2 separate regions of the Mus musculus genome follow, and region 2 is linked to region 1. A link is a loop called in an ENCODE intact Hi-C map of the cell type or tissue named here. Cell type or tissue: left cerebral cortex. All regions are shown on one strand. Links, peaks and the distances in the headings refer to the core of each region. The heading gives the core; the rest is flanking DNA.

The links. Peaks named below come from ENCODE experiments on the same cell type or tissue, not always from the same donor. Only the 100,000 strongest peaks of a DNase experiment are listed, where the experiment ranks them.
Region 2: a loop joins it to region 1, with 4 times the contacts of the local background. A loop is called at or near these places in 2 of 42 quality-filtered maps.

What each region holds. Positions count from the first base shown.
Region 1 is chr17:25,391,535-25,406,412 of GRCm38, reverse strand. Cacna1h (calcium channel, voltage-dependent, T type, alpha 1H subunit) reads left to right here. Exons shown (of 35, transcript NM_021415.4): 3 at 8,568-8,679; 4 at 8,759-8,892; 5 at 9,055-9,152; 6 at 10,916-11,075; 7 at 12,369-12,684; 8 at 12,810-12,902; 9 at 13,803-14,592. Among named protein-coding and RNA genes, the nearest start is that of Gm33617, 11 kb to the right of the region's middle. In left cerebral cortex, for the core only: a CTCF peak has its summit at 8,398 (motif pointing left); DNase peaks (open chromatin) are centred at 7,716 and 8,377.
Region 2 is chr17:25,793,165-25,808,042 of GRCm38, reverse strand. It overlaps Metrn (meteorin, glial cell differentiation regulator), which reads left to right and starts at 10,998. Exons shown (of 4, transcript NM_133719.2): 1 at 10,998-11,178; 2 at 11,402-11,802; 3 at 12,610-12,669; 4 at 12,752-13,472. The coding sequence starts at 11,081. The coding sequence ends at 13,068. In left cerebral cortex, for the core only: a CTCF peak has its summit at 6,795 (motif pointing right); DNase peaks (open chromatin) are centred at 4,755 and 6,818; H3K4me3 peaks cover 454 bases; H3K27ac peaks cover 2,457 bases.

The sequences.
Region 1 (14,878 bases), core at 5,814-10,813:
CTTGGGGAATCCCACTGGGCAGAGGTCAAGCCAGGCCCTCTTGCCTCCTCCCGGGATTACACTGGTAGTCCTGAGTGGAGCAGCTGGTGGGGAGGGGCTGTCACTATGATTGGTCCTCAGTGAGGACTAACCGGGAGAGTCTGGAAAATGTGAGAAGCAGGGGCTCCCCTTCCAAGCAGCACCCCATGGTGTTCTGGGGGTGGGGCGGGGTGTGCATGCTGCCACCAAGTGGCTGGCAGAGTCTGGGTGAGGTTTCTCGCCCACACAGCCTGCCTTCCTGCAGGCACAGGGACTAGAGGGGTGGGATCAGGCACTTTTCCACTCAATTATCCCTTGAAAAGATCCCGAATCAAGCTCTTTATTAAGAGCTAAGCAGAGACATTAGCGCACTTTCTAATTAGCATGGCTTTAAAAACTGCACAATTAGAGCCATTGGCATGTATTCAGCGGGGCTCCACGATGTCAGTCTCTGCGGATAGGGGGGCTTGGCCTGGGAAGACCTGGGGTCCTGCCCCCTTTGAAGACCTCATAGGGTGTGTTTACAATGCACTCCAAGTGCCCCTGTTGTGTGTGTTTGAGACATGTACAGTACACTGGATCAGATAGTAGTTTACACGTGGGTACACGTCTGGTATCCAAGCCAGGCTCTGGGTGCCCCGCTGTAGAGCCTGCCCCTGCGGCTGACCAGGCACACACTTTATCTAGGGCCAGAGCAATGAGCTAGGGGGGTGGTGCTGCCGTACATGACCCAGGCTATGGGGACCAGCTCACCGCAGTTGTTAATCAGGGACAGGGAAGCAGAGTGCCTCACAGGGTTGGGGGAGGATGAGGATGAAATAGAATGTTCTGGCAGCTAGAGCTGAGTATTCCCAGTGACCTGGCCTCCCCGTTTGAGGGGCTAGAGTGGGGAGTGGCTCCCACACCCTGGCCTCAGGAGGAAGTATTCTCCCACAGACAGCCTGCCCCCCCCCCTTCCCCTGGGTGACCCTGAGCAGAGCAGGCAGCTGGAGAACAAACAGCTCCATGTTTGGTCGGCTGCCCTCACTCCCCACCCCCACCCCCCACCCCCACCCCCAGCTCAGCCCAGCCTGCCGTGAGTCACGCAGGCCTAGGCCCAGGCTCCCAGGCCATGTTCCCTGGGCCTGGCCATGGGGGTGGGGATAAAGGAAAAAGGTCTCAAAGAATGGGAATGGAGAGCAGGAAGCAGGTTGACTAGGCATTGGGGGGCGGAGGGGGCGGGTTAGAGAGGTGGTGAGGGGAGGACATGGCCAAGATTCCCCCCACCCCAAGATCCTGAGCTTTGGACAGAGGGGATGCATCGCATCAACTACCCTGCACCTGTTCCCTCCAGCCTACCTGAAGTGGGGGTGGGGGTGGGGGGGACAAACCCTGAACCTGGTGGAGCTAGCGTGTGGTGCCACTGCCTGTGGCAGTACTGAGCCCTGAGCATCTGGCGACAAACCACTTGTCTCAGCTCTGGATGCCTCCTGTACTGATGGAAGGAGAGCCGAGAGATTGAGACCCAGGTGACCTTAGGTAACAGCTGCGCATCCCCCCCACCCCCCACCCCCGTCCTAGGAGGGACCTAGGCGGAGGTACAGCTGGTCCTGTGGTAGCTGGAACAAATGCGCACACACTCAACGGTCCACTTCTGGAAAGCTCTGGGTCGGACCAGCTGGCCCAAGTACAGGGGTCTAATGAGGGGTGGGGGTGGAGTAGGACACACTGAGTTCCTCAAGGAGGGACAGGGGAAAGGAAGCTGCCACCCATGCCTGTGTTTCTTGTGTGGGATCACTCCGATGACCCCAACAGGACTGACTGCCTTGTCCTGACCCCTCCTGTCATCCCTATCTTTCCCAAATCCCAGACCTGAAAAGGATATTCACATACATTCCCCCATCTTGAGACCAGTGGTACAATGCAGGAATGGGTAGCCGAGCTGGGCCAGGTCTGATGGAAACCTTTGGAAATGGAGCTGGGCTGGGGATCCCCTCTGCCTTTGCCCTAATTGGGTCTCCAGGTTCCTCCTCACCTTATTATCAGCCTGTTGGCATGGCAACAGCCTCAGGGAAGAAAGAGAAACCTCCTTCAATCATCACATCCTGCAGAGTGAGTGCTCCGCCCCTGAGACCTGACGGGAGACCAGGACAAATGCCTACAGAGAGCTCCCTGGGCACTGACCTGTGAGAAAGGCTTGGGATTTCCACCACCTCTTCCTGGGGAACAAGGAAGGCATGCAGACCCAGAGGGCTGGGGGGCTGGCTTTGTTTGCAGTAGGTCGTGGGTAGCAATGTCAGACTGGAGGATATGGCCATACCCAGGTGTCTGCAGGCCCCCTGTGCATTTCAGGCATCCCCAGGGAAAGGAATAACAGGCTCCACCTACCCTGACTTGTGAAGTCGCTAGAATATCTTGTCCAGCGTTGGGGTTCCCTCCAGGGTTACAGTTGATCTCAGCCACAGAGCTCCATCCTGCCCATCTGGAGGGAGCCAATCCAAGGTGTGGGTCACCCTGTCATGAGGGAGCACGTAAGGATGGAGAGACCCCTTATCCCCTGCAGTGGAGTCATGTTCTACTTAGTGGTGACCTACCTGCCCTTCCGAGCATCTTCCCAGAGCCTTCTGATTTGAACAGACACCAGAGACACCTCTGCTGAGCTTGCATGAAGGAATCTGTGCCTCAGTAGAGGCTCCTAACAGTCACTCGCTGAGGCTCCATTCATTATAACTTACAGGGACACTGAGAGGGCCACCCTACAGGCTAGAGAGGTCATCGTGGGGAGTAGCAGGGGACTGGATCCTTGGAGCAGCCAGGACAAAATGGGAGTTGAGTATTGCTTTCCCAGGCTAGGCTACACAGAGCTCTGGCTTGGATTATGTGGCCAGGGCACTAGGAAGCCATGGCAGCGTGTTGAGCTGCTGCCGTGTTTTAGAGGCAGCTTAGATGGATTGAGGGGTGGTGTCGTAGCAGGAGCAAGGACAGATCTGGGGCCTCTCGGAGGGATGTTTCTGGGTCACAATGGACTGTGAGACATGACACTATGGGGGCCCAGTTATTTGGGGCTGAGGATGGGAACTAAGAGTTTGAGGAGTGAGCCATGCTATAGACTAGTCCCTGGCCTTGAGGGGCAGCCCAAGGAGAACAAGGAAGGAAAAGGCTAGGGTTGTGGGACCTCAGAGCTGGAGACCTCAGCCAGGTAAAGGTACATCGGTGTGAAGTGTGTCATCTCTTACTGGATGGTTTCTGTCTTCCTTTGGAGAATCCTGAAATCTTCAGACACCTTGCCCCAGACATGCCCAGTGCCATAGAGTGAGCACCATAGGTAACCTAGTACAGCAGTGCCTGAGGGACCAACCTATACAATCACATCCAGACCACATGAGCCAACCACCTGGGCTGTGCCTGGTGGAGGCCACTAAGCACGGAGCATGTAACCCCTCACACAACCCTGGAGTAGGAAGACTGGGCCAGGTTCACTGGACTGGCAGCCCGGGGCAGATGTGCCTCTGTACTCTGTTTCTTATTATCTCTTTGCCCTGGTAATTCATGACCTGGCTCCTGGAAAGGCCTAGGTAAGAGCTCCTTGCTATCTGCCAACCAGAGGTTGCTCAGCCTTTGGTTTAGGGAGCCCAGTACTCCTAGTTCAAGTCACAGAACTTTCACAAGCAGAGGCATTGCCTAAAAAAAAGCAAAAGATGTGACAATGTGAAGGGAGCTAAAGCCAAGTCTCACCCCTCTTTGTCCCACCTTGTACCTTCCCCATGTGCCCATGGACGAACGATGCCACCTGGTCTTTACCTTTACGTTCATGCGCAGAGTGTGCATCCTAGAGAGACGGGTTCATGGCCTCATTGTGACGTTCTCCATAGATGAGGCTGTGTGACTTCGTGACTTGCTCTCACCCCTTCTCCGCTCCCCTCATGTCCTAGTTCATACAGCAGCAGCATTTTTAACGACAGGGCCACAGACTGCATAGCGTGTGTGTGGTGAACCGTGCACCTTACCTAGAAGCTCTGCTGTTTTGGCTTCTTTTCAACACGGGGAGCCCTAGCGCTTGGGCCAGAAGCCCTTGGGCCTCCCTGGCCACCATGGTTGTATAGCTTCTAGATGAGTAGCCCGTCCAGACCCCATTGTCAGAGAGAGACAGGCCAGGAAGACCATGCTGGGGGAGTCCGACTGCATCTAGGGTAGAACCTGTCTCGCTGCCCACTGAGTACAGAGTGCTGCAGCCACCTGCCCAGGACGGTTATCTGATGCGGGACCTGAAGCTGCTATTCTGTCAGTAGAGACAGACGGCTTCCACTGAGCATGTGAGGACTCATTGACAGACTCACCTCCTCACCAGGCAGGGCTGACCTACTGAGGACACTCCTTTACCATGAATAAACATGTCCCTTTTTTTTTGAACAAATTGAAAAGTAAGGTTGAGTGCCCCTGAGAACTCGGTGGCAGCAGAGGCTGCAGGGAGGGTGGTCTGTGAGCCTCAACACTGCAGAGTGACAGAGAGGACAGCCCAGATCCCAAGGACAAGGGGGGGGCACTGTAAAACAAGGGTCCCTGCAGAGGGAAGCCTAGAACCCCCAAGGCAGAGTGTGGGGGCTGTCTGTCTGACCTCTTTTCCTATAGTGGCCCTCCAGCCTTCTGTCCCTCCTGCCCAGCCTTTCGCACGCAAACCAAGCTGTTCTGGATCTGGCCTAATGGAGCTTAGCTGGCTGTGCAGATTGCTCTGAGGGCTGGTAGGCGGGGCTGGAGCAGCTCAAAAGCTAATCCTCTGATCTCATGTACCACCTAGCAGGGAGGCCTTGTTGGAATCCTTGTCTTGCTTGGGGCCCACTCTGACAACGGAGGCCAAGCAGCAGCCACACCTGAAGACTCCTGACCCTCACCCCAGCTAAGCATGGCCACACTACCTATTGGTATGAGAGTGTGGGGCTCTTGGGACCTTGGCCGTCTCACTGGGTTAGGGACTGCAAAACTCACAACTCCCGCTGCCCTGCTTTTCTGGTGGCACCCTTTCCTCGTCCCCCCACGTGACAGACACGTGGTGGGTGATAACTCAGAAACCCTGCCCAAGAACTGAGCACATCAGGGGGACTTAAGGCCTTGCTTCTTGCTGTACCGGAAGGATCTGTGTAAATCAAGTGCTGTGACAGATGGAGAAACTGAGACCTGAAGAAGGGCAGTCATAGTAGATTCAGGGCAGATCATGCCCCCTGACTCTAGTCCAGATCTGAGTCACTAGGGTTGGGTGAGGAGAATCCCAGGGACTGTAAGCCAACATGGGGGCTGTGTCAAGCTGGGTGTTAATAAATCCTGGGGTCTGAGGGTGCTGGATCCCATTGGGCCATACCATCCTGTATCATGTAGCTCCCCAGTAAGAGATTGTATTTCATCTGGAGACCCAGCTAGAACTGTCACCCATGGGAGCCAGCAGCTTGTTAAGTTAACCAAACAAGCAACAAGAGACTGTTCCCTGACAGGCCTCAGTGACTTTATAGAAATGACAGTGGCCACCCAACCAGCAGGGTACGTACTGTAGCTTCCTCACTTCTGCTAGGACAAGGGATCATGGCAAAGTACAGCCTTTCTCAGCATGTATGTCTTCCTCGTGGTTCCCTTTGAGTGAAGAAGGGCAGACCCAAGATGTGTTTCAAGAAGAGGCACTTAGCTCTAATGGGAGACCCTACTCCCTAGTTTGCATCCCTTCCCAAGCCCAGCCTGATGCCCACCCTGAGCAGGCTCCAGGTGGGACAACTGCTTCAGCACCACGGACAGCGACCGCCGCCACTGCCTTCCCTCCAGTGTCCTCTCCGATCAGGTTCACAGAAGGCTACATTTAGGGACTTTGTTTGTGGTGCATTGAAGATGATCCATCTGTGACCCAGGGACCCTTCTGTGGACTCTGGTCCACTGGTCATGGGACCAGTGCGGGTTTCCTGCACAGGCAAGAAGGAGAAGGGACCTTGCCATGGGGTAACCTTGTGTCTCCCGGGGGAAGGCTATGTCCATTGCAGACAGCCTGGAGAGCCTAGAAAAGACTTCTTTACCTAATGTTTTGAAATCTCCACAGCAGGGCCTTCCCTTTGCTGGGTGCTGACTGGGATTTCTGGCCCCGTGGTGTGATGTAGAGTGGGAAGGCTGTTGAGCCCCTCCAAAGTGAGAGGTGGCCAGGCAGACCATGGGATGCTTGGAGTTTGGAGTGGGGCCCCAACAAGGGTAGCTGATAGCTGTTATGTTTGATAATCTCTAGCCACAGGGCCCTCTGCCATTCAGGGGGTCTTCTGGGACCCCTTGTTCAGCCACTTGTCTTGCTTCTCAGACCTTTGCTGCTTGCTAAGCCTCAGAGCTAGGTGGGTCTGTGCTGTCTGAGCGAGAGACTCCCACAAGGAGAGATCAGATTAGTCCACTTGGCTGGGTTCAGGCCCTGGGCTGTACCAGCACCAACTCCTGCCCACATATCTGTTTGGTTTCCTCTAACCCCCATGGAAATTGATTCTAATTTGTAGAAAGCCTGCAGGAATTTTAATTAAACCCAGAAAATCTATCTGTTGTAATTAAGCCTCTAGAAGTCACCCGGCTCCACGTGTTGTGACCAGTGGTGCTGCCTGTCCTTAGCTGCCCACAGAACATGACCAGGGGGCAGCATGACACGTGAGGTATGTCCTTGCTGTTGTAGGAAGCTGAAACTCCCCACTTAGGTAGATCTCTGGTCTGTGCCTGGAAGAGACCAGCCCTGGGCCCTGGACATGATCTGTTTCCCTACTAGGTTGGGGGGCGGGGGGTCCTGCCAGGCCTCCTGCAAGTTTGCCCTGTTTCCCTCTAACCCAGAGCCCTTGGCTGCCTCTTGTCTCAAAGCAGCAATCACTCAGGGAGGGCACTCCAACCTTGGTATCAGTCTCGGCGGTAGCTGTATGTGAAGGTAACAGCTGGGGCCTGGGATTCCTGGGTACGTTGACTAAGGGTTCTAGAGACAGTCCAGGCAAGCCAGCTTCAGGAGAGCATGGCCCATCTCAGTCTTTACTGGAGAGTCTGTAAGTGGGTGTCTGTGTCCCAAGCCTGAGAGAAATCAAATGATGGGCAAAGAAGTCAAGAAGCAGGCAGGCCACAGTCCTGGGCATCTGAGTGGGTGGGGGTACACAGGATAAGCTAAAAAAGCCCATTTCCACTGATAGCCTCTTCCAGAAATAGGGCAGGCAGAGCTTCGTGGTCAGGGTAGTAAGGCAGACAGTCAGGAAGGGCGTGGCCTGGGAGCCATGTATGATCGGCTGGTCTGAGCGTATGCCCTGCTGGTGGCCTCCCCCCGGGCCAGTGGAGAAGAGAGCTCCTGTCCCCCATGGCTTTGTGCTTCCTCTCTGAGCCTGCTCCCCTCTAATCCAAAGCAGCACCCCCTCACGTTGGAAATTCAAGTCTAACCCCCGAGCCTCATGGGGATGCACACTGGAACCCCTAAAACAAGGCCACCCCCTAAAACACCAAGCCCTTGTCATCTCTTGTCTGTCCACATGGAGAATAGCACAGAGCGCTGGGAATGAGCTTGGCAAAGCCGGGAATTGCCCGGTGTGGGGTGTGCAGAAGTTGCTTGGGGCCACAGGCTCTCCACCGGATGTGTAGACAAGGACGGGCTGAGAAGTCTCCAGTCTCTCGGCCTGGGAGTCGTGCTGCCCGTCAGAGGCAGGCCAGTGCTGCACTAGCAGGAGGCTGATTTTTGTTTTCCGCAGCCCCATTATGGCAGAGGCGCTCGTTACTGCTGAACCCATTAAGTGTAATTATGACGCTCTCAGCAGGAGCGTGTAATTACATTGGTGGCCTGGCACCACCGAGCACACCGCCTGTGTGGGCTAAGGGGCCCAGCTCCGTGGACAAAAGGGGTCAAGAGTCAGGACTGCAAGAAGGGTGTCAGAAAATGGGCTAGCCCTCCCTCCCCTCCGTCTCCTGCTCCCAGGTACCTCCGTGGATGGGGGCCACAGACCACACCAATACCAGCCTATGTCCTGTGTCCACGCACCGAGCTGACAGTGCTGCTGTTTAGGGGTTGGCACGTTATGGGGAGGGGGCAGGGCTCTGTGCTACTGTTCTCGTGGCAGACTCAGAGGTGTGTGACCTGTTCAAGGTCACCTTCAGGAGATTCCTTCTCTCCCTACCACATGTTCTTAAGCTCCCATGTCCCTCCAGTTATACTTTCCTTCATTCTCTGTAGAGTTTGACCCTCACTTAGGCTACCAGGCTCCAGTATGTTTGATGTCCTTACCTGGGCCCCATATGTGACACTGCTGGCTCATTGCAGTATTTCCAGGGCCATCTCAGAATGAAGCAGGGTCAGGGGGCAGTGACTCTCCTTCCAGGGAGAACTTGAGACTCTGGAGAGCCAGAGGGGCCAGCATGGTGCCATGGCGCCACCTGGTGGTCATATTGTGGTGATATTGCCTGAACCGTAGACTTGGGGCTGAACCCTGCCCAAGCTTGGGAGAGGGTCCACTCAGCTGACTGCACCCGTGTGCCAGGGAGCGCGCCTGGGAGGAGGCAGAGTGAGGTTGTCTGCTGCACAGCCCTTAACGCACAGCCCGCAGGTGGTTCGAGCACATTAGCATGCTGGTCATCATGCTGAACTGCGTGACACTGGGCATGTTCCGGCCCTGTGAGGATGTTGAGTGCCGTTCAGAACGTTGCAGCATCTTGGAGGTAGGTATCAAGGACTGTGAGGAGGAGCAGGAGGGCACCAGGTGTGCCCCGCCCCTCATCCTGACCCCCTTTCCTCCAGGCCTTTGATGACTTCATCTTTGCCTTCTTTGCTGTGGAGATGGTTATCAAGATGGTGGCTTTGGGACTGTTCGGCCAGAAATGCTACCTGGGTGACACCTGGAACAGGCTGGACTTCTTCATTGTCATGGCTGGGTATGCTTGGGAATCCCAGGAGCAGGCTCGGGGCTGAGACCTGAGAGAGGCTCAGGTTTGACAGAGTGCATATGTTGATGGCCCTCATGGGGCGGTGGGTGACGGTGACAGGAGACAGAGGCCTCTGGGCTCTTCCCTCCCTGAGCATCCCTGCTTCCCCAGCATGATGGAATACTCTCTGGACGGACACAACGTGAGCCTCTCTGCCATCCGAACAGTGCGTGTGCTGCGGCCCCTCCGCGCCATCAACCGGGTCCCCAGTAAGTGCCTCTCCTGCCCTGAAAAAGAGATCCGCCCTTATCCTGCTGGGCCTGCCATTTATCCAGACACCAGCAGACTTGGCCTTTCTAGGGTAGTCCCAGTTGGGATGTGACGGGGTGCCCAGTGCCTAGTGCCAGGAGCCTCTCTGAACCTCCTCGTTTGCATAGCACCTGGAGTGGGCCTGGGGGCTGAGAAGGTTCCCAGTTATATCAGTGTCCAGTGAGGGCCTCAGGCAAGTGGAGGTACATGTAAGAGTCTGAGCTTTTGGGGGTACTCTGCAGCCCACTGCCCACCTCTCCCATACAAGGGAACGGAGCTCAGAGCTTCTGGAACGAGGGGGAGAGGAACACACCGCATGCTCCCACTACACATGGAGGGAAAGCTTGCAGGATGTGCTTGAGGCGTGGCCTGTCCAGATGCTGTCCATCTGCCTTCATCTGTGGACAGTTTTGGTGTTTCCTCAGTAGCTGAGCTCAGATGTTCAGGTTGACGGTGGAAGGTGTGACTCCCACGGAGCTGCACAAGGTGCGTGTGCACATGCGTGAACGGGTATGGTTCCTGGATCTACCTGGGCATCACACACCCCTTTTCAGCTGCCTGATCTGGACTTTTTAGCCTCAGCACTCAGCCTTCCATCGTCCTGCCTGGCCTTGACTTCTGAGATGAGATAGGGCTCAAATGCTGTGTGACACTGGGCAAGTTACCAGACCTTTATGAACGCCAAGATCCCCTTGAAACACTGGAGTTCAGAATCTGTTTTCCAAGGACATGAATGGGTGTTAGGTGAAAGAGGTGCAAGCATAGTTACGAGGGCTCTACCTCGCACCCTGTGTGTTCAGCCTACCCAGCGGAGCCCGTGACTCCTCCACCTGGGTAACCTGTTTGTTGGAGCAGAGATGAAACCTAAGCCCGCTCCCATCCAAAGTGTTTGCTGTTCGGGTTAAATGTCCAGGTGACTCTGGAATTCTGTCTCATACAGCAATCCTGGCACCCTCAGGGCTGTCTGAACATTTACCTTGGGTCCACTCTGACCCCTAGATCATGTGACCTAGTTGCTTGCTGCCTGCCCCATTTCCTCAGTGGTTGAAATGTTAGTGGTGCCTCTAAGAGCTTGGTCTCCCTGTAACCTGAGGGTTCCTATTCCATGGCTACCCCTCTGGATTTCTCAAAACCCTGCTTCTCTCTGTCCTAATTGTGTGGCCCAGTGCTCTGCCCACAGCCTCAGCTCGCCCAGTGCAGATTTTGAGCTGTGTTCTTTTGATGTCCGAGAAGGGACAGACCAGTGATGAGGCCAGGGACCAGGGACCCTTGGGCCACTTCCTAGATTTGTTCAAATCCATACACCCAAGAAAAAGGACTTCAAAGTTGCTTTGAGGTACTGCACTGGTTCATGCCTTCCCTGTGATAGGGCCCTGATGCAGGCCTGCTCTGGCATTGGAAATGAGAAAGCCCATCCCCACAGTAGAACCCCAGAGCCCAGTGTGCCAGGGCCACCACAGAAGCTGCTCTGACCTTGCGACAGGTCCACTGGGGCCCTGGAGATGCTGCGTGGTGAGGTGGAGCGGGGACAGGTTTGACCTGGCCGTGTGGGGCTGCAGACTGACTCCCCTGTGGGAATCCATCAGGCCTTACCTGTCCCTGGTCTCTGCACACAGATGGTCTTGATAGGGATTTATGAGCAGTGGGGCGGGCTTGAGGGGGGAGGCACCCTAGGAGCCTGTCAGGGCTCAGCTGTGCTGAGCACCGGCCCTGCCCCCCTCAGGCATGCGAATCCTGGTCACACTGCTGCTGGACACACTGCCCATGCTTGGGAACGTGCTTCTTCTCTGCTTCTTCGTCTTCTTCATCTTCGGCATCGTTGGGGTCCAGCTCTGGGCTGGCCTGCTGCGGAACCGATGCTTCCTGGACAGCGCCTTCGTCAGGTGTGCAGGCCCCGCCCCTGGTGTATGGCTCTGCCCACCTAGCCAGACATGACTCCAAAATGCTCTCTCTTGACCCTGCCCTTCAGGCTTCACCCTAGGAGCGATGCTGTTTCCCTTCTGTAGGCCCCACTCTCAAAGGGACCCTCCCTCTAAGACTGTTCTCCTACCCTACCTAGTGTGAGCGCCCCACCCCCACCCCCACCCCCACCAAGGTGCTCTGTCCTTGAATGTCCTTGAATACAATGAACCTGGGTCCTAGTTTGTGGTGAGGTCCTGGGTGCACAGTTCTACTCAGGACAGGCCATAGGTGCAAGTGGAGACAGGATCCAAGTGGAGGTGAATACATAGGTGGGCATGGTGGTTCAGGGGTGGGCTGTAGGAGGGCCTGGGTGGAGGCTACTTCTTCCTCTCAAAAAAGTTTACTCAGAGTGCATGTGAGGGTTTGATACTGGGTGTCGTTAGGCTCAGAGGTCCTGCTTGAGGGAGGCAGCTGTGCTTATCTGTCTACCAGTTCCTGGCACAGTATCCCCAGTGGCTGCTGCCCTCTGGCCTTGCTCCTTTGCATCTGTCTAATTCAAGGGCTTCCACAGGGTAGGCACCCTGTGCCAACATGGCATTTGCTTCATGGGGATGTGGGTGTGCCCAGCCCCTTCATCCTGGACCTTACTCAGCAGCATTAGAAGACCCAAGGCTGACCTGCCAGGGTGTCCCTGGAACGCAGCCGTGCACGGTACTGTGAGGCACTCTGCTCTCCACTAGGCCCCAATTGGGGACTGTGTGCCCCCTCCAGCTCCAGTCAGTTACTTGTGCACTAAGCCGCTAGGCCAACGTGTCTTCTGCTTTCTAGGTCTTTGGGTCTCAGAGCTTCTTAGATGCTCATGGATAGGAGTATAGGGACTGGAAAAGAGGAAGATGGGGATCCATGAGGGGATTTCAGGGAGTGTGGAGCTGTTGGAGACACCCTGCTTGGCCATGCTGCCAGGCCCCACTCAGGAGGACTCAGGATGCTGTGGGTACCATGGGAAGGTGGGTGGTCCAGAGGCCCTGAGATGCTTCAGGTATGGCTTGTCAGTTACTGCTGCAGTGATAACGTCCCAGCTGGGGATCACATTGTCTATCCAGTGTGCGTGTTGCGGGACTCAAGTCTAGGGCCTGGCTGAGGAATAGAGGGAGTCACTTGATGGGCATGTGGGATTTTAGGTCAGCAGTCTTGCGTGAGACTGGTTGTGTAGATGGGGAGAGTGGTGTTTGGCCCAGGAACCCCTAGTGATGCCCTGGCCTTCTGCAACCCAGGAACAACAACCTGACCTTCTTGCGGCCATACTACCAGACAGAGGAGGGCGAGGAGAACCCATTCATCTGCTCCTCACGCCGCGACAACGGCATGCAGAAATGCTCACACATCCCCAGCCGCCGTGAGCTTCGCGTGCAGTGCACGCTCGGCTGGGAGGCCTACGGGCAGCCACAGGCTGAGGATGGGGGTGCCGGCCGAAATGCCTGCATCAACTGGAACCAGTACTACAACGTGTGCCGCTCGGGGGAATTCAACCCTCACAATGGTGCCATCAACTTTGACAACATTGGCTATGCTTGGATCGCCATCTTCCAGGTATGCTCTAGGATAGCCTGGGGATGCCTGGGGTGTGGGATGGTGGACCCTGAGACAGGCACCCATACTGGGGTCCTTGGGAGCTGGAGAATGTGGGTCCATGTCCAGCTGCCTGCCTCCCCCAGGTCATCACACTGGAGGGCTGGGTGGACATCATGTACTACGTCATGGATGCCCACTCGTTCTACAACTTCATCTACTTCATCCTCCTCATCATTGTGAGTGTGGGCGTGGCCAGCTGGTGGGCATCCTGCATCGGATGAGGGGCGGGGGAAGAAGCCATATCCCTCCCCTCCCCCCTCAACGTTCATCCTGGACCCAGAGTCCTAAACTCAGCCGCGGCTGCGGGAAGTGCTTTGGTGGGTGGGCAGGCAGGGGGGCTTTTCTGCCTAGCCTGTGGTTGAAGGAAGTATACAGGATGGAAGGAGACCTATACAGGCCCTCGACCAAAGGCCCAAAATCTTTGGAGCAGCCGGGCTTCCACCCCACGTTGTATCTCGCCCTCTAGCACAATGTTCCCACAGCAAATGTGTGATCTTCTAGCATAGCCCCCTATAGTGAACAGGAATCTCTGGTGGTCTCTCACACACCCATCACCCCACACCTCTTTGGCCCATGACTCCCCATTACCAATTGCCCCCACACACAACCCCCCAAACATCCATGTCTCAGGTTTGGTTTTCTCTTGCCCCTCAATATCCCATGGTCCTCAGATAGGACAATATTAGTTCAACATCCAACAGACAGCTCCAGATCCCTGAATGCATAGGAACTGCCTTGCAGGGACCCAGCCGGGAAGGGGTAGCATACATCCTCAGACAGCCCACACAGCAGGGGCATAGAGGAGAGTCAGTAATGGCCTATACCAGGGAGAACTGGCCACAGAGGCTGCGTGCGAAGGCTACAGTAGAGGACAAACCTAAGGAGCAGGAACTCATGCAGGACCCCAAGGGGGGGGGGGTCCCCGTCCCGTTATCACACAGTTGCAAAGTACCTGTTGTATGCCACTTCCTGGAGTATTAGTGCTTGTGGCATTGTGGCTAGGCCCCAGTCCCCAGAGTGGGTCTTGGCTAGGCTGGGTATGGAGCTGCTGTGTAGTCACACACACCCTGCCACAGGTGGGCTCCTTCTTCATGATCAACCTGTGCCTGGTGGTGATAGCCACACAGTTCTCAGAGACAAAGCAGAGGGAAAACCAGCTGATGCGTGAACAGCGGGCCCGCTATCTGTCCAACGACAGCACTCTGGCCAGCTTCTCGGAGCCTGGCAGCTGCTACGAGGAGCTCCTCAAGTATGTGGGCCACATCTTCCGAAAGGTTAAACGCCGGAGCCTGCGCCTTTACGCCCGCTGGCAGAGCCGTTGGCGTAAGAAGGTAGATCCCAGCAGCACTCTGCATGGCCAAGGCCCCAGGCGGCGGCCACGGCGCGCAGGCAGGCGCACAGCTTCTGTGCACCATCTGGTCTACCACCACCACCACCACCATCACCACCATTACCACTTCAGCCACGGTGGCCCACGCAGGCCTAGCCCAGAGCCAGGTGCTGGTGACACCAGGTTGGTCAGGGCCTGTGTGCCACCCTCGCCACCATCCCCAGGCCACGGGCCACCAGACTCTGAGTCTGTGCACAGTATCTACCATGCTGACTGCCACGTGGAGGGGCCACAGGAAAGAGCCCGTGTGGCGCACACCATAGCCACTGCTGCCAGCCTCAAGCTGGCCTCAGGCTTGGGCACCATGAACTACCCCACCATCCTACCTTCAGGAGCAGTCAACAGCAAAGGCAGTACCAGCTCGCGACCCAAGGGGCTTCGGAGTGCTGGCACCCCAGGGGCCACAGCACACAGCCCTCTGAGCCTGGGGAGCCCCAGCCCCTATGAGAAGATCCAGCACGTGGTTGGAGAACAAGGTGAGGATCCAGCCCCCACCATGTCAGAGAGAGCAGGGAGGGGGTACCCAGGCAAGGCTTGGTCCTTGGTCCTGAGTGTTCTGGGCCCACATCCCCATTGCTCCAGCCTGACCCCAAAAGGAACTGCCAGGCCATTTCTTTGTATCTGTTTATCTTTGAAAAACTGCCCCTTTCTATATGGAGAAGCTAAAATTGGGGTTGTGCAGGAGGGAAAATGGAGACCAGAGGCTCAGGGCCCTGGGCTCAGGGCCACAGTAACCTAGCTATAGTTGTCTGTGTCTTTGCC
Region 2 (14,878 bases), core at 3,941-8,940, 400 kb before region 1:
TGAGGCCTAGGGGCAATAAGAAAGGGAAGTAAGCTGTATCCTAGCTGGTGTGTGTGTGTGTGTGTGTGTGTGTGTGTGTGTGTGTGTGTGTGTGTGTGTGGTGTATGATCATATATGTGAAGGTGCAAATAGAAGTTAGAGGGCAGTCTCAGGTATTTCTTAGGCAGTGTGTGTGAGTGAGTATATGTGTGTGTGTGTGTGTGTGAGAGAGAGAGAGAGAGAAAGAGAGAGAGAGAGAGAGAGAGAGAGAGAGAGAGAGAGAGAGAGAGAGAGAGAGAGGAGAGAGAGACTGATATTAGAATCCTCTTCTACCAGTCTTTAAAAAAATTATATATTTTATGTATGTGAGTATACCATGGCTATCTTCAGACACACCACAAGAGGGCGTCAGATCCCACTACAGATGGTTGTGAGCCACCAGGTGATTGCTGGGATTTGAACTCAGGACCTTTTGCTCAGGTTAAGCAGTCAGTGCTCTTAACCACTGAGCCATCTTGCCAGTCTGTCTTCTACCACTCTTTACCCTGTTTTGTCTTTTCTTTTTTTCTTTTCTTTTTTTTAATGGTTTTAGAGCTTTATCGTTAAAAGGAAGGGAGAAAGAGAGGAGGTAGAAAGAGGGAGAGAGAGCGGCCATGGCCACATAAAGAGAGGGGGAAAAAGAGAGAGATGGAAGAAGGGCTAGAGAGTAAAGTAAAAAAGGGTGAGAGCTTGAAGAGCTATCCTGATTTTTCTTTTCTTTTCTTTTTTGAGACATTTATACTGGACTGCCTGACCCACAGGTCCCCAGGACCCTAATCCTCAGGCAGGCACTTTACCCACAGAACTACCCCTTAGCCTGTATCACCCACTCCCCCCCCCCACTTCCTTTTTCTCTTTCTTTCTTTTTTCTTTTTTTTTTTTTTTTTTTCCCTCTTGTGTGCATTCTCTCACTGGTTTGGAACTGACTGAGTAGGCTGGGCTGGCTGGCTACTGCTCCTAGAGGTCACCTGTGTCGACTTCCCATACTGAGGTTACAGCTACAGGCCACAGAATTCAGCCTTAACTTTTTCGAGACAGGGTTTCTCTGCGTATCCCTGGCTGTCCTGGAACTCACTCTGTAGACCAGCCTGGCCTTGAACTCAGAAATCTACCTGCCTCTGTCTCCCAAGTGCTGGGATTAAAGGCGTGCACCACCACGCCCGGCTTTTTTTTTTTCTTTTTTTTTAATTTTTGAATGCAATTTGAGGACAGAACTCAGGACCTAGTGCTTGCAAGACATACACTTTGCAGACCAATCTCTCTCCAAGGCCCTGGCTGTCTTTTATAGGGTGAGTCACTGTTTTTACAGCAGGGGCCTTGAGTCTAGCTTGTCATAGCCAGGATTGAGGCAGGCATGGGTGTGGCTGGAACTAGAGTGTCACTATCTTGCCTGGATATGGATCAGATATGATGGATCAGCATGGGGCAGGGACTAGGGCAGATGTGAGTAGCCAGACTATGCTCTTCCCACTTCTCTACTTATTGCCCTTGCAGTTGGTCTTCGGTGGTAGCATGGGTCCTTGGGCAATTACAGAGGACAAAAAGCCTCTGCACGCACAAATAACCACTGGGGAATCCAGAAAAAGTTAAACACACAACTTACCCCTTCGGTGGAATGAGGTGCGAAGCTGCTCTTTCCAGCTGTTTTACAGCCTGGTGATCCTTCACTGTCAGATGAGACAGGGTCTGTTCTCATCTCCAAGAATTGACTTAGCTCAGACCTTTTCCCCTTAAAACCATTACATTTAGGCCACAAAATACATTATGAGTGATGTCACTTGTATTTTACAACAGCCTAAGTGACTTCTATAATATTTTAGGGCCAGGCCAATCCTGACACCCACTGGCATTACATTTATCTCAGTCTTATTTATTTATTTATTTGTTTGTTTGTTTGTTTGTTTGTTTATTGCATATGAGTACATTGTAGCTGTCCTCAGACATACCAGAAGAGGTCATCAGATGCCTTTATAGATGGTTGTGAGCCACCATGCCATTGCTGAGAATTGAACTCAGGACCCCTGAAAGTGCAGTGACTTAACTACTGAGCCATCTCTCCAGTCCCAACAGTCCCCATTCTTGTGAAAGAAGCCAGATGTACATCATAAAGAATCTCAATGCAAGCATGGCTTAAATTGTTGTGCACCTGGGGTTGGAGAGATGGCTCAGTGGGTAAGAGCGCTGACTGCTCTTCCAGAGGTCCTGAGTTCAATTCCCAGCAACCACACGGTGGCTCACAACCCTCTGTAATGAGATCTGGTACCTTCTTCTGGTGTGTCTGAAGATAACTACAATGTACTCACATACATAAAATAAATAAATAAATCTTTAAAAAAATTGTTGTGCACTTGGAACCGAGTTCATTGTTATCTGAATACTTTTCCCAAAAAATTGTGCTGTGCTTAAATATGTCTAAAGTAGGACAGGAGAGATGGCTCAGCAGTTAAGAGCACTGACTGCTCTTCCAGAGGTCCTGAGTTCAATTCCCAGCAACCACATTGTGGCTTACAGCCATCTGTAATGGGATCTGATGCCCTCTTCTGGTGTGTCTGGAGACAGTGACAGTGTACTCACATACATAAAATAAATAAATACATCTTTTTAAAAAAGAAAAAATATGGCTAAAGTAAAATGATGTGGACCAGACTCTAGAAGTTTTGGTCCAGCGTTGGTTACAGTCAAATCGGTCTGAGCCAAGTTTCATTCTGACTTGTGCTGATTGGTTTCCCTCTGCCTGTTGTAAATGCTACAGGGGATCACTAGCTGGGCGTGTGTCTTGGCTGGGGCAGATAGGATGAGCACACTCCGGTGTGAAGGTGGGTGTGAGGAAGGCCCAGCACACAGTGGCCCTGTCTCTTGAGAGCACTTAGGAAGTTACTGAGCACTAATCTGGGGGCCTTTCCTCTCTCATCAAAGGACCAACCTGCTTCCCTCTACCTCTGCCATCCTCCTCAGATCAGGCTCTCCTTCATGTCATCAGAAACTTCCAACTTACTGCTCTCTTCTGCTCCCCTTGGGATTCCAGGAGTTCAGTTGGCATGCATTAATGGTCCAGCTCTCTCAGGCAGCTATCTCCTCAGTTGTGGTCTGTTAGACCCTTGTTCCAGGCTGGCGAGATGGCTCACTGAGTAAGAGCACTGACTGCTCTTCCAAAGGTCCTGAGTTCAAATCCCGGCAACCACATGGTGGCTCACAACCACTTATAATGAGATCTGATGCCCTAATCTAACACCCTCTTCTGGTGTGTCTGAAGTCAGCTACAGTGTACTTATGTATAATAATAAATAAATCTTTGGGCCGGAACGAGCCGAGTTGACTAGAGTGAGCAGAGGTCCTAAAAATTCAAATCCCAACAACCACATGAAGACTCACAACCATCTGTACAGCTAGCTACAGTGTACTCGCATACATTAAATAAATAAATCTTTTTTTAAAGACCCTTGTTCCTTGGGCTCTATGCCAGCTAGGAGGGTACCACATCTCTCACCTGGCACTTCATCTGGTGTGGCCTCTTGTCACCTGCCACTGAATGAACTTATTTGACTCTCAGACTCTATATCCTCCCCAGAAGTTTTCACTTTCATGTCTTCCCCAAACACCAAGAACCCCTCTTCTCAGCCTGGGCCTACTGGCTCTCTGATGGCACAGTTATGATGAGCTGTTGGCTGACACAACACTTAGAGGGCCAGGGTGGGGTTTCCTGGGTACCCAGTGGGGCATAGGGGAGGTTCACACACCCCTGTGGTCATGATGATAGGGAAGCTGGCTTCTGGAACACCTTCCACGGAGGATTCCTGCATCATTCATTCCTGATGACGCTTTTGGAACATCTTACATCCTGAGAGAACTGTGTCAGACAATATCCAAGTGCCTGACCAGGGACTTTCGTCTCCTGCACAGAATATGGGGTAGCATATAGGGCCAGTTCAACCAGGATGCTTTCTTCACGGGTCAGTCTTACTTGTCTTAAGCACCCCTCTCTTAAGACACCCCTCATCTAAGGCTATTATTATGTTCCTCACCCTTGCCTTGATGTCAGAGCAGAGAACACTGTCTTCTATCCAGGCTTCTAAGGTCCAACTCCACAGAATGGGGATGATGAAGACTAGGGCTGCTGGCACATTTGGCTCGGATAGAGAGGGAGGAGGGAGCATCATGGGATCACTCCTAAGCCTAGAGTGATGATGATAGCTCTACACTGTCTCTAAGTCTTACCACAGGAGGTTCCAGGCATGGCCTTTCAGGGTTCTAGTGTGGAGAGTGCTGGGGAGACACACAGCTGGGTCACATCTTCCCCAGGTCGTTCCCCTCACTGAACCCCTTCTGGGAAACGTAGTTGGGCTATAAGGAGGAATACCTTGAGTGCACAGTATTGGTGGGGAGCGACCCCTTCAAGTGAGTCACCCTGAGCTCAGGTAGATACTTTATGCCCCCGATCCTCTCTACCCTCCTTTCTTCTCTCTCCCTCTTTACTTACCCTCTGTCCTTTTCCATTCCTCTTCCTGTCTCCCTATACTCCTCCGCCCTTTCCTTTTCCTCCACCCTGTCCCTGCCAAGAGCCAGAGGCTGAAGTGCACAGGAGAGAAGCAGGTGGAACATCAGTCTGGCTGCCCTGATGACAGGGTGAGAGCGTTGAGGTTCTCTGCTGGCCTCTGCTTTGGCCTGGCCCCACCCCCTGTCAAGACTGAGGATGACTCAGGGCCCAGCTGACACCTCAGCAGCACGAGTCGCCTAGTGATGGCGGTCTCCCGGCAACGGTCGTCTCCTAGCAATGGGATATTTTCCCCTGGCCCTGGCTGGAGCCAGTGGCTATTTATAGCTCAGCTTCAAATCAATCAGCAGCTGCATTTTAGGCTTGTGTTGGGGGGGGGGGCTTCTCAGCAAATGAAAAACTACAGAGATAGAAACCTCAATGCCCAACCCCCTGAAGTGCCAGGCTAATGGGGTGGGGGGGAGATGTATCCAGAAACCATGGGAATGGCTGGAAACCTGAGACTTCTTGGGAGCTGACGGCTATGATTGTATCCTGGATGAGGTCTCTGTGTTCAAGGGGCTGATGGCTGAACCACCCTGAAACTGCCTAGGTCCAGCTGGGTACAGCAAGGGAAGGCAGTGCTCAGGGGGTAGGTACCATTGATGCACTTTCCTGGTCCCCTGGTGCCCCCACCCATCGTTATTTCCACCTTGCAGCTCCATCCAGCAGGACACACATTTAATCCTGGCTGTAAGGGTCCTGGTGCCACAGGCTCACTAAGGGATACAGGAACGCTCTCAGGTTACCTGTATCTAGCCCCTACCTGGCTTCAAATGTTATCTGCTATCTGTGAAGGGGGCAGTCCTAGGCAGGTGGGAAACTTGTCCCCCCTTTCTCACAAGATCAAGGAGAAACCCAAACTCACCCTCTGTCAGTAGGTCAGATTTCAGGTTATATTTGTGGTTGTGTTTGTTCAAATCTCCATGGTCCTGGAGTCATTGGCTTTCTAATCCCTGTCAACTCTCCTCACTTGTAGCTCTTCCCCGAATAGCCCCAATTGGATGGCCTGTTCATTGGGAACCAGCTGCATGTCTCCCATCAGCTCTCCTGCTGAACGTTTGGGCTGCTTACCCTCCACTCTGCTTAGGGACCAGCATACTGCACATACATTATTGATGTCCTCAACCTGCAAAGGCCTGTGTAACAGGGGACAGTATGGCTGGAGATGGGGTGCCTGAGTGGTGACACTCATAACAACCAAGGCCTCTGTTGTCCCCACTGCATCCACAAGTGCAGTACATGGCCCTGGGGAAGACAGTACAGAAAACAGGTCTCAGTGTGATTTCCAGCCCGGACAACCCCTATGATGGGTAATTTTTGTTGTTAGCATAATATATGTGTGAAGGGAGAATTCAACTGAGGAATTCTCTCCATCAGATTGGCCTGTGAGCATGTCTTTGAGGCATTTAGCTGACTCTGACACTTTAATCTATCTCTCATCTTTCCATCCATCCATCCATCTATCATAGTAATGATCAAATAAAAAGAGACATCTTCCTTCCTTCCTTCCTTCCTTCCTTCTTTCCTTCCTTCTTTCCTTCCTTCTTTCCTTCCTTCTTTTCTTTACTTCTTTCTTGTTTTTTTTTTCTTCTTGTTTTTAGATACAGTCTTTCACTGTGTAGTCCTGGCTGTCCTGGAACTCAGTTCTGTAAACCAGGCTGGCTTTGAACTCTCAGAGATCCACCTGCCTCTGCCTCTGCCTCCTGGGTGCTGGAACTAAAGGTGTGCGCTGCTATCACCCGGTTGCAACTCATTTATTAAGGTAAGGGCACAAAGTCTTGAGACATTCAAGGAAGTCCCCAAGCTTGAGCATAAACAGCTAAAGGTTCTCTGAGATGTGGGGTGCTCTCTCATTCATCCTTCATTTTCCTTCTGGGTATCTAAAAGCACCAGGAGCAGCTCTGTTGGACCCTGAGGCTACTCATGGCTTTCTGGGATCTATACCCATGGGCATCAGACTTCTGCTAGCTAATGATGGTCAAGGGTCCCTTTCCCTGACCAGTGTGAGAAGTGGCACCTGTCTAGAATCTACCATCGTGACAGAATCATTGTTATGGTGCTAGAAGATGAAGATGGGAAGAGTAAGTTTAATAGAGAGACTCCGGTCAGGTGAGTGTTTCTTTCAGACCAAGTTACCCCTTAGTAACCTCTAGCAGTTACCTCTTACTGCTAGGTCTCCTGCCATTGCCCTTGGAGGTTAGGGTCGGACGACTTCAACTCTGAGACTGGCCAGCTCATCCCCATATTACCATTAGAGGGCGCCTGGAGACTACTTTTCTGCCTCAGTGGCTTGCAATGGGAAGTACCAAAGAATTACCAAAGTAGCTGCAATTTCTCAGGCTGGATAGTTGTACTGTGGTTGCCCGAGGTGTCTTGTATCCTCGGTACAGGCCTTGGTGTCTGCTATAATTTCATCAGGCATGTCATATTTTTCTTTTTTTTTTCTTTCTGTTTCCAGATTGATTTTAAAGTTTTAAAATTATAACCACAGAAATCCCCCTGCCCCCGGGACTCCACACTTGAAAACACTTATTTAAAAGGGGTTGGGTAGAGAACTACTTGAATTTACCTGCCTCTGCCTCCTGAGTGCTGGGATTAAAGGCGTGCGCCACCATGCCCGGCTGAATTTACCATTTTTATTTTTGCCATGCCTTTCCATTGAATTTTATTTTATTTTATTTTATTTATTTATTTATTTATTTGTCTTTCAAGATGGAGTTTCTCTGTGTAGCCCTGGCTGTCCTGGAACTCACTCTGTAGACCAGGCTGGCCTGAAATTCACAGAGATCTGCCTGCCTCTGCTTCCTGAGTGCTGGGATTAAAGGAGTGTGTCACCACTGTTTGGCTGAAAATATTGTATTTATGATTTAATTTTTACATTTTTTTTTTACCTTTAGGTGTGTGTGTGTGTGTGTGTGTGTGTGCCCGTGCATGCATGCATGAGAGTGGATTTGCCTGTGGCGACAAGAGGCATCAAATTCCCTGAAGATGGAGTTTCATGCTGTTGTGATCCTCTTGATGTGGGATCTGGGAGCACAGCTTAGGTCCTCTGCAAATGCAGTAACGTGTTCTCAACTGATAAGCCATCTTTCCAGCCCATCTGACTTTGTTATTTATTTTTTTTTTTTTTTATTTTTGTTTTGTTTTCTTAGACAAGGTCTCTATGTCATCCCTGCTGTCTTGAACTTCTCTAAGTAGACCAGGCTGGCTCCAGACTCAGAGATCCTCCTGTTTATGCCTCCTGAGTGCTGGGATTAAAGGTGTGCGCCACTATTTATTACATATTCTATTTGTTTGAAACAGGGTTTCTGAATAGCCCTGGCTGTCCTGGAACTCACTATGTAGCCCAGACTAGCTTTGAACTCACAGAGATCTACTTTTCTCTGCCTCCAAGTGCTGGGATTAAAGGTATGTGTCATTATGCCCCAAATATTACTTATTCTGATAGATTACAAGATCTCATCATATAACCAGAAGGTCTGGAACTCTCTGCAAAGACACCAATCTGACCTAGACTCACAGAAATCCACCTGCCTTTGCCTCTCAATAGCTGCAGCGTCTCAGGTGGCCTCTTATTTATTTATTTATTTATTTATTTATTAGAAATTTTTATTTTATTTTATTATTTATTTATTTAGGTTTTTTTTCAAGGCAGGGTTTCTCTGTATAGCCCTGGCTGTCCTGGAACTCACTTTGTAGACCAGGCTGACCTCAAACTCAGAAATCTGCCTGCCTCTGCCTCCCAAGTGCTGGGATCAAAGGCATGTGCCACCACGCCAGGCACTTTCTACTTTTAAAGGATGTTATTATTGTTGTTGGGTGCTGAGAATGGAATTCAGGGCCTTGCACACCATGGCAACACCTCCTCCCTACCATCCTGACAAATTCTTAACTGTGAACTCCTATAAAGTAAAAAATAAGTTACATACTTCCACTATACAACAGCACAGAATTCATTCTCCTATTCCAAAAGAGAGAGAGATAGGACATGGAAAGAAGATATGATATGAGACCAAAGCAACATCCAAACCCGGACGTCAAGGGTTTACGATAGAATCATCCGGGCTTCATTCTGTTAGAAATAAATTTGAGGTTGCAAAGAAAGAGACCTCCACTCTAACTGAAGTGTCTCAAGAAGGCAAACCTTTACTGCTGACCAAGGAGTGAGCTGCTCACAGCATGGAAGAGGCAACTCAGACAGGGATTGGTTTTTATTCTAACTCAGGTGATGACTGTGTCTTTTCCCCATTGGCTGGGCTCAACCTCACGGTCTTTAGTGATTGGCTAGGTTTGTTTGTTTGTTTGTTTGTCTGTTTGTATTGAGACAGAATTTCTCTGTGTAAAGATCCCTGGCTGTCCTGGAACTCACCATGTAGAGCTAGTTTGCCTCGAACTCACAGCGATCTGCCTTGCCTGTGCCTCAGGAGTGCTGGGATTAAAGTTGTGTGCCACCTTGCTCAGCCCAAGCTTGGTTAGTTTTAAGAGAATCTGTGCAAAGAAAACGAAGGGGTAAAAGATAAACCATTTTAATTCAAGAATATAGTAGGGCCTTTGTGTTTGGTATGGGGGTGGATTAAAACATTTGCATAAAAGTCTACCAAGCTGAGAAAATAAAAAAAATTTGAATTCCTTGCTTTTATAGCATCCCACATTTCTATACTATTTGAGAGAAAAAAGTCATATTTAATGTTATTTATTTATTTACTATTTTACTTATTTATTTATTTCATATATATGAGTATACTGTCACTGTCTTCAGACACACCAGAAGAGGGCATCAGATCCTATTACAGATGGTTGTGAGCCACCATGTGGTTGCTGGGAATTAAACTCAGGACCTCTGGAAGAGCAATCAGTGCTCTTAATCGCTGAGCCATCTCTCCAGCCCATATGTAATGTTTCTTCCAAGAACAGTCACACCACACTGTGTTTACTGATTCATCAGGAAAGTTCTGGTCACTCTCACCTTGTGTCATTTTGACTCTCTGGACTGGGGCAAGGAGCCATCTGAGCCTTCTTATTGGTCAAAGAGGGCCTGGGAGGCAAGGAGAAAGTAGTCAGTGTTTGAAGCTCCTCCCCAGATTGCCAGTGGGATCACTGGATCTCATCTGTCTCTGAGCGCAGGTCCAGGCCAACCGGAAGGGTTTCACTCGGAACCTGGAGGATCCAGAAACAGAGCCCTGGGGGTGGGAGAGAGAGAGAGAGAGAGAGAGAGAGAGAGAGAGAGAGATCCTTGGGGACCTGCCAAGGTTCTTCTTCTATTTTCCATCTCCTCCACCCTCCCTTCGGTCAGATCCAAAGGACAAGCTGCTCCAAGGAAGCTCTTCCCCATTGGGGGGTTTCACAGTGGCTCTATTTTATTTTAAGAGGTTCTCGGGGGGGGGGGGATAGGGGATTTTCAGAGGGGAAACCAGGAAAGGGGATAACATTTGAAATGTAAATAAAGAAAATATCTAATAAAAATATTTTTTTAAAAATGAACAACAAACAAAACAAAACAAAAAAAAGAGGTTCTCATGTAGCCCACACTGTCCTTGAATTCACTATGGAGCCAAGGATGCCCTTGAACATCTGAGCTGCTTCCTTTACTTCCTGCCCGCTGGGATTACAGGCAAGACCCACTACACTCTCAGTTTAACATTATTTTAAAGATCAAAGCCAGGGGTGTATGCCTGTGTGGTAGGTGCTCTATAACCTAGCTACATCCTCAGGCTGCCTGGGATATCTTTCTGATTCCCTTTCGGTTGATCTTGACTGTAGGAATGGCCTGTACTTTGGCACCGGCAGACTACCAGGCTTTGTCAGTCAGGTGGGTCCCTAGGCAGGTCCTCTAGAACGCCTCATTTTTTTCTTAGTATCCATTTAACATTGGAGGAGTGTGTAGTTAGGTCTGAGAATGTATGGTGGCAGAAGGAGATCCACACTACCCACGCTACTCCTTCCAGACCTAGCCAGTATTCTTTCTTTTCCCCAAACCGAAGGTTTGGCCTAGCTCCATGCTCCAGGCCCTCTGTACCCTCCCTTATGAGATGCAGTAACACAGGGGTTTTAATCTCTTTTCCTTAAGTACCAGCAGCAGGATACCAGTGTTCAGATTTTGGCTGCAGACTCTACTACTTCTCTTACAAAGTCCCACTGCCCCGAGGTCCACTGAAGGTAAGGGGTGGACAGCCTTCCAGATTCCAGTCGACAGCGAACCCCACCAACCCACCAAACGTTCCTATTGGGGATCTCCAAATGGGGAAACAGGAGCGCTTTCTACATCAACCCTGCCTTGGACCGAGCTCCCGCCTTGAGCCCGCCCCACCCCCTCGAGGGTGCTGCAATTGGAGGAAAGTTCTGCGGCTTGTGGCGATTGGTCCGAGAGCAAAGGCCCCGCCCCCTAGCCCCGGAGCTCAGAGGGGGCAGCGGCGAGGGGTCGCCGGTTGTGGGGACGCGCCGGGCCGGGCAGCCGCGCCGCGGGCTGCTCGCGCTGCGGCCCCGACCCTCCCGGGGCAGCAGTCCGAGGCCCCGGCGCGTCCCCTAACCATGCTGGTAGCCACGCTTCTTTGCGCGCTCTGTTGCGGCCTCCTGGCCGCGTCCGCTCACGCTGGCTACTCGGAAGACCGCTGCAGCTGGAGGGGCAGGTACCAGGAGGGACTGCGGGGAGGGTTGTGGGTTTATTTATTTATTTATTTTATTTTATTTACTTCTTGGGTTGGAGGGTTCCCTCCCACTTGGAACTGAGGAAACGCAGACTTCAATGTCCTGTTACACAGAGTAGAAGCAGATGTTGGTAGCCGCGGGAAAAGGGATGAGCGGGCTAGGGAACGAGGGTCACCCACCTGAGAACCACCGTCCTGTCCCCAGCGGTTTGACCCAGGAGCCTGGCAGCGTGGGGCAGCTGACCCTGGACTGTACTGAGGGCGCTATCGAGTGGCTGTACCCAGCTGGGGCGCTGCGCCTGACCCTGGGCGGCCCCGATCCGGGCACACGGCCCAGCATCGTCTGTCTGCGCCCAGAGCGGCCCTTCGCTGGTGCCCAGGTCTTCGCTGAACGTATGACCGGCAATCTAGAGTTGCTACTGGCCGAGGGCCCGGACCTGGCTGGGGGCCGCTGCATGCGCTGGGGTCCCCGCGAGCGCCGAGCCCTTTTCCTGCAGGCCACACCACACCGCGACATCAGCCGCAGAGTTGCTGCCTTCCGTTTTGAACTGCACGAGGACCAACGTGCAGAAATGTCTCCCCAGGCTCAAGGTCTTGGTGTGGATGGTGAGTGATTATGAGACTGGCTGGGTGTCAGAAATTGGCCCTCCACACTGACCTGATGGGACTGGGCCTTGCCACCCCATTGCATGGAGAGTCCTTCTGTAGCTTGACAGAGGCCACTCCGGTGGAGAGCATAGTGGCTTCCAGGTCGTAAGGAGGTGAGTTGGAAGTGCCCCCGCCTTTCTCTCCTCCTCCTCTTAAAAGATTCGGTTTAGGAAAAGAGCAGGAGGGGGCAAATGCCCGAGAGGCCAGCCCTGGGTCTCTGGTTTCTGAAGGATTGGGGGAAGGGTTAAGCTGAGGCAGAATCAAAGCCTATGGCCAAGGCTGTCCAGGGCTCCCTGGCCTGGTGGTGACCTCCTTCCCCTCCCCCCAAGCCCAGCCAACAAAAGTCCAGTGTGCCTCTTCGTCACCATGGAGACTGCCTGCCCTGCCTCCCTGCAGGGCACCAGGCCCAGTGCTTTGCTCTTCTGGAACTTGTAGCCTGACCCTGCAGGGAATGAATGGCTCTCTGACTGTTCTGCCCTAGCTAGAGACCCCCCCGAACTGGAGTCCACTAGAATATCCCTAGCTAGAGCTGGGAGGTCACAGAACGTTTCCCAGTGTTAGTCTGAGTTTATGAGATGGTACCAAGCCTGTGTATGAGGCACTGAGGTGCCCATCAGTAGGCATGTACCTGCAGGGTGTCTTCAGGCTATAGGATGCTGGGAGAAGGGTTTAGTCTCTTGCTCCTGTACCTTTTCCTCTTGGGAGGAGCTGTGGGCTCGTGCTGAGAGATCACAGGCCTGGCTGATGACCTGCCTTGCATGCTAGGTGCCTGCAGGCCCTGCAGTGATGCCGAGCTCCTCCTGGCTGCATGCACCAGTGATTTTGGTGAGTGTTTCTGTTGCGGGAGAGCTTAGGGTCTGCCTCACATTCCCACGTGCCCACCACTGGCCACCATGTCTCCTCGTAGTGATCCACGGGACCATCCATGGGGTCGCCCATGACACAGAGCTGCAAGAATCAGTCATCACTGTGGTGGTTGCTCGTGTCATCCGCCAGACACTGCCACTGTTCAAGGAAGGGAGCTCGGAGGGCCAAGGCCGGGCCTCCATTCGTACCTTGCTGCGCTGTGGTGTGCGTCCTGGCCCAGGCTCCTTCCTCTTCATGGGCTGGAGCCGATTTGGCGAAGCTTGGCTGGGCTGTGCTCCCCGCTTCCAAGAGTTCAGCCGTGTCTATTCAGCTGCTCTCACGACCCATCTCAACCCATGTGAGATGGCACTGGACTGAGAGACCTGGGAGCAAGCCCTGGATGGACCTTCTTCTGGAGATGGGGTGTTGGGGAGGGTGATGGGAGGGTGGGTGAGAAGGGTGTGGCTCGGATGGCATCCTGGTACCCACAGTGAGCTGGTAGAATACTAAGTAATCTGGACCATACCAGCCACTGTAGTCATGGTCTTCTGTGGCAGGCAGCATACCCAGCTCTGTGCCTGCCTCACTTTGTCTACTCTCCAGTCTGCTGCCCTTCTAACCCTTCTTAGCCTGCTGACCAGTGAGCTCATGTTTTCCTCGAATTCCAGGGTGCTGCTGGGGTTCAGAGCAACCGTGCCGTAGTTTGGAAGACTTGAGCTAATTGTTTTTTTTTTGTTTGTTTTTTTGTTTGTTTAAAGGTGGCCTGGGGGGGGCGGCAAACAGACAGACATCACTTTCAGCTCCTTACGAGGCCTTTAGGGAGGGGTTCTTTAGTCTGGCACCGCGCCATTCCCTTCCATGGTCCTTGTGAGCCATACAGTCATCCTTGGCCCGGTCCCGCCCTTGGGGAAGAATGGGCCCCTCTGTCCGGAGGCCCCTGAGACGTGCTGAGCATCCAGACATGGCAGAGAGCCTGCAGGGTGTGGGGTCTCCTCTGCAGGATCCTGCTTGTTCGTTTCCGGCGGGAGAAATGGACAATGGGGTCTCTAAAGACTGTTTCCCGCCACTGGCCCCATTGTTGCTATGCCTGCCTTTCTCCTGGGCCTCATTATTTCGCAAAAGGCTAGTGAGACCCTGAGCAGACAAAGCCTGTGGCTTGAAAGACCTTGAGTGAGGTGTGCGCTGGTTTTCTTAGGACGTCCGTCAGATTTCTTCTGCCTCTACCTCATGGCTCCTGGGAAACAGCTTCAGCTCCCGTGCTGTGCGGAGTGAGAGTGGAGTTCTGGAAATGCGTGACCTCCCTCTAAGGCTTTCACCCATCATCAGTCCCAACAGACTATTCATTCAGACTGGGAGAGTGACAAGGCTGTGCAGAGACCAGACATATGGTTCCTTGCCTCAGACTATGACAATGGTGGTGCCACACCCTACATAGGCCCCCGGAATGGCTTCTTTGGGATATTTATAACCAGATAACTTAAATCACATCTGTGTAATCTGAGGGTGGACAGAGAGCATGCTCCTTTTCCATAGACTGCTTCTGGAGAGGGAAGGGCACTGAGAGTCCGAGATCACTCCTGAAGAGTAGGCCATTGCATTTTCTCCCTCCATATCTGCCTCTGAATCGGCCCCTTGCTACTACTTCTCTTCTCCCCAAGCTCCATGGAGTGCTAAGGATTTAGACCCTTGTCTTTCCATCTGGTAGGGGAAGGCTGGTCCAGTGGCCTCAAGTCTGCTCTAGGGAACAGGTGGTGAAGACTCCAAACAGTAGAGACAGAGACAGCAAGGAGGATGGTGTGTATAAGCAGGACCCAAATCACAGGAGCTAGCCTGGGAAAGCCTTGCGAGGAGCAGAGACACCTCCAAGTAGAGCCCTGGCAGCTGAGGAGCAGAGTGTGGGTGCCAATGTCAGGTCAAGTTGCCAGGGCTTCCTGGGTGCTCTTGGTCTTAGAGTACTGCCAGGAGCAGCAGACAGGAATAGCTATGTCCAAGCAACCCTGTCTAGAATTCAGTGTGTGGGAGGGCTCTGGTATAAATCTTCCGGTGGCCAGGTTCTGAGCTGGATGGAGCAGAGCCTCTCTGCAGAATACATGTACACAGAATACATGCTGTCTTGCGACACCTGTCCTGCAGATGGTTTTGGAGGGTAACACTCTGTGCCTGGGCGATAGGGTGGTGGTATTGGGCA